Regions from separate parts of the Homo sapiens genome. Here region 1 is linked to region 2. A link is an interaction called in ENCODE POLR2A ChIA-PET data of the cell type or tissue named here. Cell type or tissue: Caco-2. All regions are shown on one strand. Each heading gives the region's core, and the rest is flanking DNA. Links, peaks and the distances in the headings are about the cores only. Region 1 overlaps PCNX2 (pecanex 2). Region 2 has its middle 27 kb from the start of LINC01745.

Region 1 (5,379 bases), core at 209-5,208, 310 kb after region 2:
AGTGGAGCTATGAGAAGAGGGCCACCATCCTCCAGATCCCAGAAAGGTAGATACACTAACAGCTTGCACTGTGCACCTGGAAAAGCTGCAAACACTCAACACCAGCCCATGAAAACAGCTGCAGGGACTGTACCCATGCAGAGCTGCCCAAGGCATTGGAAGCCCACCTCTTGCACCAGTGTGACCTGGACATGAGACATGGCATTGAAGGAGATTTTGGAGCTTTAAGATTTAATGACTGACCAGCTGGGTGTTGGACTTGCATGGGGCCTGTGGCCCCTTTGTTTTGGCTAATTCCTTCCATTTGGAATGGGGACATTTACCCAATGCTTGTTCCCCCATTGTATCTTTGAAGTAACTAACTTGTTTTTGATTTTACAGGCTCATAGGTGGAAGGGTCTTGTCTTGTCTCAGATGAGACTTTGGATTTGGACTTTTGAGTTAATGTTGGAATGAGTTAAGACTTTGGGGGATGGTTGGGAAGCATGATTGGTTTTGAAATGTGAAAGGGCATGAGATTTAGGAGGGACTAGGGGCATAATAATATGGTTGAGCTCTGTATCCCCACCCAAAAAAAATCCCCATGTGTTGAGGGAGGGACCTGGTGGGAGGTGATTGGATCATGGGGGTGGTTTCCCCCAGGCTGTTTTTGTGATAGTGAGTGAGTTCTCATGAGAGCTGGTGGTTTTAAAGTGTGGCACTTCCTCACTCTTGCTCTCTCCTGCCACCATGTAAGATGTGTCTTTCTTCCCCTTCACGTTCCACCATAATTGTAAGTTTCTTGAGGTCCCCCCAGCCATGCAGAACTGTGAGTCAATTAAACCTCCTTCCTTTGTAAATTACACAGTCTCAGGTAGTACCTTTGTAGCAGTGTGAAAACAGACTAATACATTCAGTTTCTTTATCTGCAAGATGAGGAGGGTGAAACTGCCTGCATCTCTAAAAGCCATGGTGAGGATCCAGTGAATGTGCACATGAAAGTACTCAGGATGGTGTTGGTAGAGTAGAACCTGAGAACTGTTACTGTTATCAAATTTTATCACCTGCAGCAAGGATGCTGTGAATACACCGGGGGGCAGAGAAAGAGCAGGGTGGCAGCAAGGCAGGTGAGTTCAAAGCAGCTGATGCTTGGCCCAGGGCTTCATAAATCTCCCCAACCCTCCATCCCCCTAAGCAGGACAACAACTGGTCTCAGAGCCTGGGACAAACTCAGGCTGCAGGTGTGGCCAAGGCATGTGGTGTGTGGGGTATTTAGCCAGGCATGCTCCTTTGCTTGTAAAATGTAGAAAGCCAGCGGTGGCCTTGGCAGGAAGTTTTAAGAAGCATTCATGAGAAATTAACAGCTGGTTTAGGCTTTAGTAGATCCTGCTCCAGAGTAAGCGTGTCATTTAAATATGTGGAGGTAGATGCCCCAAAAATACAAAGCAGCTGCAAGAGTTGGAAGCAGTAACCTCTGAGAATTAGGAATGTTGCTGGGGGGTGAAGGGGGGAAACCCATGATTTTTGTTTTAATCCAGGCAGTCCTTTTTGAGTTTTAAACTATGCTGATTGTATAGTTTGATTATTAAATTTTAACTTAAAAATCCAATTTAAAAAAAAAGATCCTGCTCTGACATCTTCCACAAACGGGAAGCTGTGATTGCTCCTGTAAATGCAAGGAATGCTCACTGCCTATGGTGTTCGGACTCCAGGGAGTGGAAGGAACACCAGCTCTTCCAGGCAAGGCCAGTTCCAGGTGCTGTTTTATAGGAAGAAAGGGAAGAAGGTGTTTCCAATTTCTTCCCCCTCCTCTCCCCCCACCCAGGCTGGAGTGCTGTGGCGTGATCTCGGCTCACTGCTACCTCCGCCTCCTGGGTTCAAGGGATTCTCCTGCCTCAGCCTCCCAAGTAACTGGGATTACAAGCACCCACCACCACACCTGGCTAATTTTTTGTTGTATTTTTAGTAGAGATGGGGTTTCACCATGTTGGCCAGGCTGGTCTTGAACTCCTGACCTCAAGTGATCCTCCCACCTCAGCCTCCCAAAGTGCTGGGATTATAGGTGTGCACCACAGCACCCGGCCTCCAATTTCTTTTCTGCCAAGCTTCAAGAAACCAGGTCTGAAGCACTTCTGGAACCCCCACCTCTGACCCCTGTCTCTGACCCTGCCCACCCCGCAGCCACACCCCCCTGACTCTGGACTTTCTCCAGTCCACACAAGTCACCTGGAAGTACTGGCAAATGACAGATGCTTAGGCATTTCACCATTTGGAAGCTACTTTGCATTTCCCCACCTGGAAAGTCACTCCCATGATCCTGAAACACATTTTTCATGTGATAAGAAATGTTAACTAAACAATGAGATACTGGAGGCCTGGGAGCTGCATGGGAGGCCTCCAGCAGGTGTCCTGCAGGGCCTCAGAGTAAACAGCATGGGGTGGGTGGGGCAGGGGGAGATCTTTTTTCCTTTCTTTTGAGCAGCGGATACCACCTATTTTGTCTATTTACCTATCTATCTACCTACCTAGCTTTCTTTCTGTCCTCTATCAATCAGTCCCTATCTACCTATCTAGCATCTGTGGAAGGAAAATAAAATCTCCCCAAACTCATATGCCAAAGGAAAAAGTCAAGCCTGGGAACTGAGACATGCAAAACTGTCTCCCTCCCAATTTGCTTGCAGAGAAATTCCTTGTGGGCCCCAAGATCTTTACTCTAAAACAGTTCTGTTAAATTTCACCCTGACAATGTAAATGAACAGCTTACCTTTACAAATGCGGGACAAAGATAGGACTAGGAGTCCTCCATCTGCTCACCTGAGACAAAGGCACACATGACTCCTTCTTCAACTCTATGTTTACTTTATGTAAAAATGCAGATCTGCGGAGCTGGACATGAATGTACAATTGACTGTTTCTCTACCTACGCTTTTTACATGTAAAATGTGGATTCAGTGAAGGTTGATGAAAGCCTCAAAGGCTGGTCACAGTGGTTGCAAAATACCCCTTTTCCTTATCCCCTGCCCCGCCTTTTTCCCCTATTGCCCATTCTTTCCCCTTTAAATAATGAAGTCCCCAAACCCTCTTTGGAAAAAGTAGCCACAGTTGGGTCTGTCGCTTGTGTCCTTTTTTCCTGGGCACCTCTTTAACCTTGGCAAAATAAACCTCTAAATTAATTGACAGCTGTCTCAGATACTTTTTGATTTATACATATATCCTCTCTTTCTCTCTCTCATATCTTGCTCATGTTTGCATACATCCTACTGTCTCTGTTCAATCCTCTGCCTTGCTCTGGGCACTCCCAGGAGGCAGGGACTGTAACTCCTGGCTCATTTGGTGCAGAGCTAGCAGGAGAAGCATGCACAGAGGCACTTATTAAACGCTTCTGGATGGTGAGGAAGAACTGAGGCCAAAAAGTAAAACCACTAACATGCTCCAGAGGGTAAAGCCAAGGACCAGCAGGAACCAGGGCAGAGCATCCATCTCTTTCATGTTCCCAGGACACTCATCCTCTGGATCTCCTTTTCTAGTCCAACCACCTCCTCCCCAGTGCAGACCACCAGTGGAGTTTTGGAACTTCATCCATCTGGTGGAGTATAACTATTTGGGTGTTAGTTTAAACATAATTTTAAACTTTAGACTCAGCCAGGCTTGGTTGCAGCCACCTCCTAGGTTCCTATCTGTGGGCACCCTTTCTGCCCTCTTTTCTTCTGCTCTGAAATGTCAAGTCTAAGTGGAGGAAGGTGAGAATCAGTGAGAAGCAGGAGAGGGAAGGCAGGAGGCCTGTTTGTGTGCCCCACGGACACTTGGAGAAGAGGGAGACAGTACATGGGCCAATAGCTACAACACAGCCAGACACAGAAGGCACACCATCAAACGGTCATAGAGTGAGAGACGGAAAGATGGAATGGAATGCAGCGACCCCTGGACAGGTGGACAGACAGATGAATGGCTGGCCAAGGTCATGGACAGATGGATAAATGGTAAAAGCTGAATCTAACAGATGGAGAATTGTTTTCCTGAGCAGAACCTACAAGAGTCTGCAAATTTCCGGCATCTATTGTCCCAATGCAAGAAGGTGCTCTCAGAGGTTTAAACAACATCATAACTCAGGGCATTGGTCACTGGGACCAAATAGGACTTCATCGATAGTTTGGAGGCCCCTGCTGCACCCACCTGTTCTCTGTGTCCCTTCACAGGATGACACCCCGTGCTGAGCACCGCCTTTTCTGGGCTGTTCTGCGCTGCTCTCCTGGCTGCCACCACTCGGGGCATTGTTGCCACCTGTCGTCGGGGCCCCTCCTCCGTCCACGTCTTCAATGTTGCCGCCACTGTGCTGGCGGGCATTGCAATCCTTCCGCATCCTGTGGGAGGGAGAAGTCCTTTGAGGATTCTCAGCAACACACTTCCAATCCCCCTAAATGCACCACCATGGCCTTGCCTAAATCGGGATCGAAGAGCGTGCTCTCCAGGTGAGTAGCCCACCTGGCATGCTGGTGGGAAGAGGGGCTGTTGTTCCCAAACCTCAGCATCTAATAAATGAACAGACTGCACCAGGATGAATGGGCTTCCGTCTCAACCTTCCATAAGAACCCTTAGCACTGAGGCTTGATAGGGAGCTCTGTCGTCTTCAGGCAAAACTTCTTAGAATTCATCCCAACTGATTACTACATCCAGGTAAGAAGACTTATTGGATGAGAAATGTGTGCTGGGGATGTTCTTCCAGTTCTTGCTAACAGATGTGGAATGGTTACTGCTAAAGACTCATAACCTTGGCAGCTCTGCAAGAACTCAGCCTGTGCAAATGTGGGGGAAAGAGATTCTCATCCATATGAGATTTTCCATGGATTCATAATCTGAGACTGCTTGCTGAAACAAATGATCTGTTCGATGCCACTTGGGGGTAGCAGTTTTAATCATATGAGAAAATGGTGGCTGACAGTGAAATCTGAACCAGGAGTACAGAGCTCCCTGCATCCCCCACACCTTCCCCCAGCATCTGGACAGAGGCATTTGTTGTAAAAACTTACCTTACCCACTTGGTCCAGAACCAGGTCCTAATTCTGTCCAAAGTGATGGGTCCACCCCAGATGTTCTTCAGCTGCCTGTGTGTCCCTAGGTAGGATGTGGTTAGTGGGGAGACATACATGGGGTACCCCAGGGGCTGATCGCAGGAGGAGTTAATCAAGTTCCGCAGGACCTGCTTATTGTTCTGGATACTGCCGCGCTCCGGATTGCGGTTGCGAAGAAATATAAGCTCCTGCTGCTGCCCGGCCCAAAGTCCTCGGACGCATTCTTTGTTAACCTGCAGGTCAGAGAGGGAACGGGAAGAAAGGCAGAAGGCCTGTGTTTTCCAGTCTATTGGTTTTTTCTTTTTCTTTTTTTTTTTTTTTTTTGAGATAG
Region 2 (5,379 bases), core at 202-5,201:
CTCTCCTTATCCACTCAACTTCCTCCCTACATATTTATCTCCTATGCTTTGTTTTTCCTGAGCAGTTTGTAATTTGGGATTCAGTCTCATTACTTGAAGTTCGTTACCTCTCTCACTAGCTCTTACTTCCATGTAGATGTCTTGGAATTGACACAGAGTCCTCTTTGCCTCTCAGGCTGGTTTTGTTAGTCACCAGTAATGACCTGTTACTAAATGCCAGCACACCTCATTTTCTGACTTACTATGCCCTTTTGGGCAACTGGTAAACCAACATTCTCTTCTTTCATATCTTAAAATTCTATCCATCTTTCAAAGACAAATTCAGCTTCTATGCATAACCGAATCTTGCTTTTCCATCTCAGCAGTTTGTTTATGTTTCTATTACATAATTTATCCCTGTGCAAACAGTATAATTGGCTCCTTAAAATTTACCCTAGATTTGAGTCTCTTTGAGGGGAGAGTTTTATTTGCTTTTTTTCTTTCTAGCAGCCTTTACTATGCCTGGGATCTGAAGGCTTTCTTGGAAAATGACCATGGAGATCGAGCAGAGGAATCTCTGAGCAGGAGATTGAGAAATATACTTGGATTTTCTCATTTTTAAAAAGTTTCTAACGTTTTGTAATATGGGTATCTGCAAAAACTCTATTTTCATTTGGAATGAGAGTCGGAAGTACTGAGTTTAAAATCCCAGCTCTTGCTACTCTAACGGCAAGCATATTTAGGTTTTACTTTTCTCATCTTTTAACAGACTGGAGCAGTGTGTGTGTGTGTGTGTGTGTGTGTGTGTTTGTGTGTGTGTGTGTGTTTGTGTGTGTGTTCATTGTTTCCCAATATATAATGGTGATCTGAGAATCTTTAAATCTTCAGGCAGTATCACCCTACTGACTATCAACATGGAAGCTCACAGAACTCTGCACTCCTCTCTTCAGGCAGGAATATATATTCCCCTGCACATCTCTCTGGATGGAAATGAATGTTAATCAATATAAAGGAAATTATTATCTTGGTTGATTTCAAGTTGTCCACCATACGTCTCTGCAGGCTAGAATCTTCTACAAAGGAAAATCTGCTCAGTTGATAATTGCCAGGTTCTACTCACCTCATCCACAGAACAAAACGAGTGATATTTTATATATGCATTTCATGTATCTTCCATGTATGAATTATGCCAATTTAATAGTCAATTAGCTCCAAAAAGTGGTGATTAATTTTGCTACAAATAGTGGTGAGCTTTTGTCTCTCAGGTGGTAAAAGGCTCAAGAATCTAGAATGCCAGCAAATGTGTTATTATTTTAAATAGCTAACCACATACTAACCATCAGTAGACTAATGACTTTTGTGCAGTATTTCTCAACATCTGGTCCATGGAACGCGAGTCTCTCAAAACCATTCTCAGAGAACAGGACTCTATTGTCGAATTAGTTTGGAAAATGCTGAATATTGACTCTTCACTCTAGAAAAATCTCAGTGAATGGATATTAAATATGTATATTAGGTTTATATTGAAGGCTGAACATTCCTGAGGAAAAGAAATTGAGTTTATTTTGTATAATCTGGTATTTTCCAAGCTTGGTTAGCACACATAGTGCATTACCATCCCAGGGAACTAGTTCCTCTTAGGACATATGTTGGCAACTGTTGCCCTTGAGAATATCCTCTTAGAAGTTTATGGAACTCCACACCTCTCTTCAGTAGGCAAGGCGTGTTTATTACTACAGTATAAGATAATAGCTCATGACAGATAAGCTCCCAAGAGCAGACAAATCGATTGGTTCAAGTTTGGCTTTTTTTTTTTTTTTTCAAATTAAAACGGCCCAAACCCTGAGCAGCAGCACTTATTCAATCTGCTTCCAATTTGCACATTCTAAATACAATCTGGCTTTCAGGTAAGAGGAAGATAAAATTGTTTTTTTTCCGCAGAAATCTGCCTTTTATAAATGGCTTTAATTTTCTGGCTCCAGATAAATCAGAAGTATCCTGAGAATAATGCTCTTTTGAGTATTTTGGGTTTTCTTTCACCACAGTCTCTTAAAAAAACTCGCGAGATTTGACTCCCAAATTGACAGAATCAAGTTGGCTTAAATCCATCTGTTCAGTCCTAATTCCAACATGGGAAAAGAGAATTGAGGAGAACAGAAGTTCTGAATAACATCTGGGTATTAGAAAAACAAAGAGGAGGTAGGATTTAACTACCCGATGAGGAATTGATGTAGCACGCCCTGCCGCAGGAAATGGCGCATTTTGGTCACTTCCACTCAGGGCAGAATGGGGTGGGGAAGGTGAGGAAGTCACACTCAGCTACCAAAGGAGGGCCGGCCCCCGTCTACTCAGCAGCAAAGTGGGAAAGCAAAAAGACTTTCTTTTCAGCATGCTTTTCTCGGACAACCCTTCTATGTCTTGTAACTCAGAAATTCCTCCCACAATCTCTCTCCCCGCAGTCAGTTGTCCATGTCCTTTCTCACTTCTCCCTTTCTTAATCAAAACCAGCTTTCAGAAAAAGTTATTTCTAACCAAGGCATAACTGTGTAATGATGTTGACAATGTTTTCCTTCCCAGAAGTCTTTGAATACTAATAAGGATAAAATGTCTCCTGTAATTTCTTGTCTGGTCAAAGTCTAGTCCCATCCCAGCAGTTTACCATGAGAACCCAGCCATCTTCAGATGACCTGCCTCTCCCTGCAATATTGGCTTCTTTTCTTTTCTTTTCTTTCTTCTCTTTTCTCTTCCTTCCTTCCTTCCTTCCTTCCCTCCCTCCCTCCCTCCCTCCCTCCCTTTCTTTCTTTCTTTCTTTCTTTCTTTCTTTCTTTCTTTCTTTCTTTCTTTTTTTCTTTCTTTCTTTCTTTCTTTTTTTGAATCAGGGTTTCTCTCTATTGCCCAGGCTGGAGTGCAGTGGTGTGATCACAGTTCACTACAGCCTCGACCTCCTGGGCTCTAGTGATCTTCCTGCCTCAGCCTCCCAAGTAGCTGGGATTATAGGGATGAGCCATCATGCCTTGCTATTTTTAATTTTTTTTAGAGATCAGGGTCTTGCCATGTTGCCCAGGCTGATCCTGAACTCCTGACTTCAAGCGGTCCTCCCACCTTGGCTTCCTAAAGTGATAAGAATACAGGCGTGCGCTACCATGCCCACCCAAAAATAACTTTTAGTAAGAGTTGCCATATATTACTTTCTTTCTATGTGGCAGGCACCATATTGAGTTTTCTGTTATTTATTTAATTTCCTCAACAACTTACCAGGTTGAATAGCAGCTTCATTTTAGAAATGAAGAAAAAGCCCTGAGAGAAGTGAAATATTTTTTTCCCAAGTTGACTGATGACAGAGCTAGAATTTGAATCGAGATGTTTCAAATCCCAAGCATGTGCACCTGATGACTCTGCACACTTTCTGCCAGAAGCTCCGCCTGGATGGGGATCAGCAGTTCTCACCCCGCAGCTGCAGCGAGTGGTGAATGACTGCAGGCCCCAATCCCTCTCACCTGCCCATGGGTAAGCCTCTCAGACCCTCTTCTTCCCAGGTCTTCTAAATATACAGGATTACTAGCAACTCTCATCACTGCGCTCTACCCTGGAATCCCTTCATCCCTGGTCCCCTTTCCTAGATTGACATTCCTGCTTCTGAACACCCACTTCCTAACACATTATATGAGCCCTTCTTTTCCTCATAAGCCCCTTCTGCCACATTCATCCCTTGACTAGGGGGATGTAATAGGAACATATATTTTTAGTAGGGGTTGTCTCGGTGTTTCCTGAAATCAAATTATACATGTGTAAATGTGTGAATCAATAAATATATATATACACATAAATATAAATCTGTATATATGTCTATAAATACACACGCACACAATATATTATATATGCCACCTAATGGTTACTGAATAGAACTGTCCTTGCCATTCTGCTACCTTGAACCTCATTCAAGTGATACTTCCTGGAGAATGAGGAAATGTTGGCTGACATGAACATCCCAAGCTTCTGTTTCTCATCAACAGTGTGCAACCGATTTCTGAACAGTTAAGTATCTGGGTGAAAACTATTTCTGCCCAAGGGCAGTCAATGTGAAGAAGTTGATTCAGCCACTTTACCTCTCAACAAATTTAGCATCCAACAAATACTTATAGAATACCCATGTAAGAGGCACCATGATGGGCATTGTCAACCAAAAAGTGATTGAGGCAGGTGTCAATCCATAGAGGTTTATTTTGTCAAGGTCGAGGACATGCCTGGGAAAAAACACCAGTTGCAGGGACATATGTGACCTGTGATTTTTCCAAAGGGTTTAGGAACTTCTGTATTTAAAGAGGAAAGAGGAAGCAGGAGGGGAAAAAAGAGGGTAGGCAGTGAGGTAGGTGTTACATTCTAGTGAGGCTCTGATGAGCCTTAGTAAACTACATTTTACATGTGAAATGAGAGTGTAGATGAAAAAGTCAATGATGCCTGGTCTCATGCTCAGTAAATCTACATTTCGTTTAAGATTAAGTATTATAGACATGAGAAAAGAGGGAGTAGAGGAAATGAGGCTATGATATGGGGTTGTGAAATTACAGCTATCTGCTCCAGAACAAAAGGAAGGCAGGATTTGTGACTCGGTTCCCAACCTTAACTTTCCCTTTGGCATGGTGAGTGTGGGGTCCCGAGATTCTATTTTCTTTCACAGCACTGGGAATGAGAAGTTGAAAAGATGTGCGTCTACCCTCATGGGGCCCATCTTCATAGAAAAACAAAGGGGCAAACATCCAATGGAATAAAAATATTGCTACCATGCCCTCATGGACAAAGGGCTCTAGAAGCAGAGAAGACTATTTCTTGTTTATGAGACGAAGTTGTTTCTTTTTAAATCCATAAATGTTTGGTGTCCTTAACCAGATTCAAAGTCCTTGAAGAGAAAAAAAATCAATTTTTTGTTCTCTCTTGCCCCATGTTAGCATTTAGTAGAGCCATCTCCCTACAGCCAAGATTTGAGTTGTGAGGCAGGTTGCTTGTGTTGCATAAGGAACAACTGAGATGCCTCACAGAGGTGCCCTAAGGACAAGCTAATAGAAATGAGGCCAAAGTGTTTTGTTAGTAGAAAGTTTAAGAGAGCTGCAGAAACACTTCACCGTGACCTAACGAAGGGAAAAAAAGAATGCAGGAGAGAGAGCAAGACCTGCAGAACAGCTTGCAGATCACAGAAGCATCTTCTGTCTGACAAAATATGAAGGTCCACATGAGGCAATGGCCACATCACCCAGTGACCAGGGAGCCTTGAGGAAAACAGGGGGGAAATGGACTTCAGAAGGAAGCCCTGCCCCTGGCTAAAGAAGGCTGAGGAGGCTTGGTTCACATTGCCGGTGATTTCAATTTCTGATCCTCAAGGCACGAGGATGCCCAGGCAGAGCT

The links. Peaks named below come from ENCODE experiments on the same cell type or tissue, not always from the same donor. Only the 100,000 strongest peaks of a DNase experiment are listed, where the experiment ranks them.
Region 1: POLR2A ChIA-PET joins it to region 2 with 5 read pairs; 2 of 35 experiments call an interaction of 5 or more read pairs at or near these places.

Annotation. Positions count from the first base shown.
Region 1 is chr1:232,994,099-232,999,477 of GRCh38, forward strand. PCNX2 (pecanex 2) reads right to left here. Exons shown (of 34, transcript NM_014801.4): 31 at 5,007-5,281; 32 at 4,153-4,340. Among named protein-coding and RNA genes, the nearest start is that of NTPCR, 46 kb to the left of the region's middle. In Caco-2, for the core only: no CTCF peak of the experiment used is centred there; a DNase peak (open chromatin) is centred at 2,293.
Region 2 is chr1:232,688,239-232,693,617 of GRCh38, forward strand. No RefSeq gene overlaps it. Among named protein-coding and RNA genes, the nearest start is that of LINC01745, 27 kb to the right of the region's middle. In Caco-2, for the core only: no CTCF peak of the experiment used is centred there; no DNase peak of the experiment used is centred there.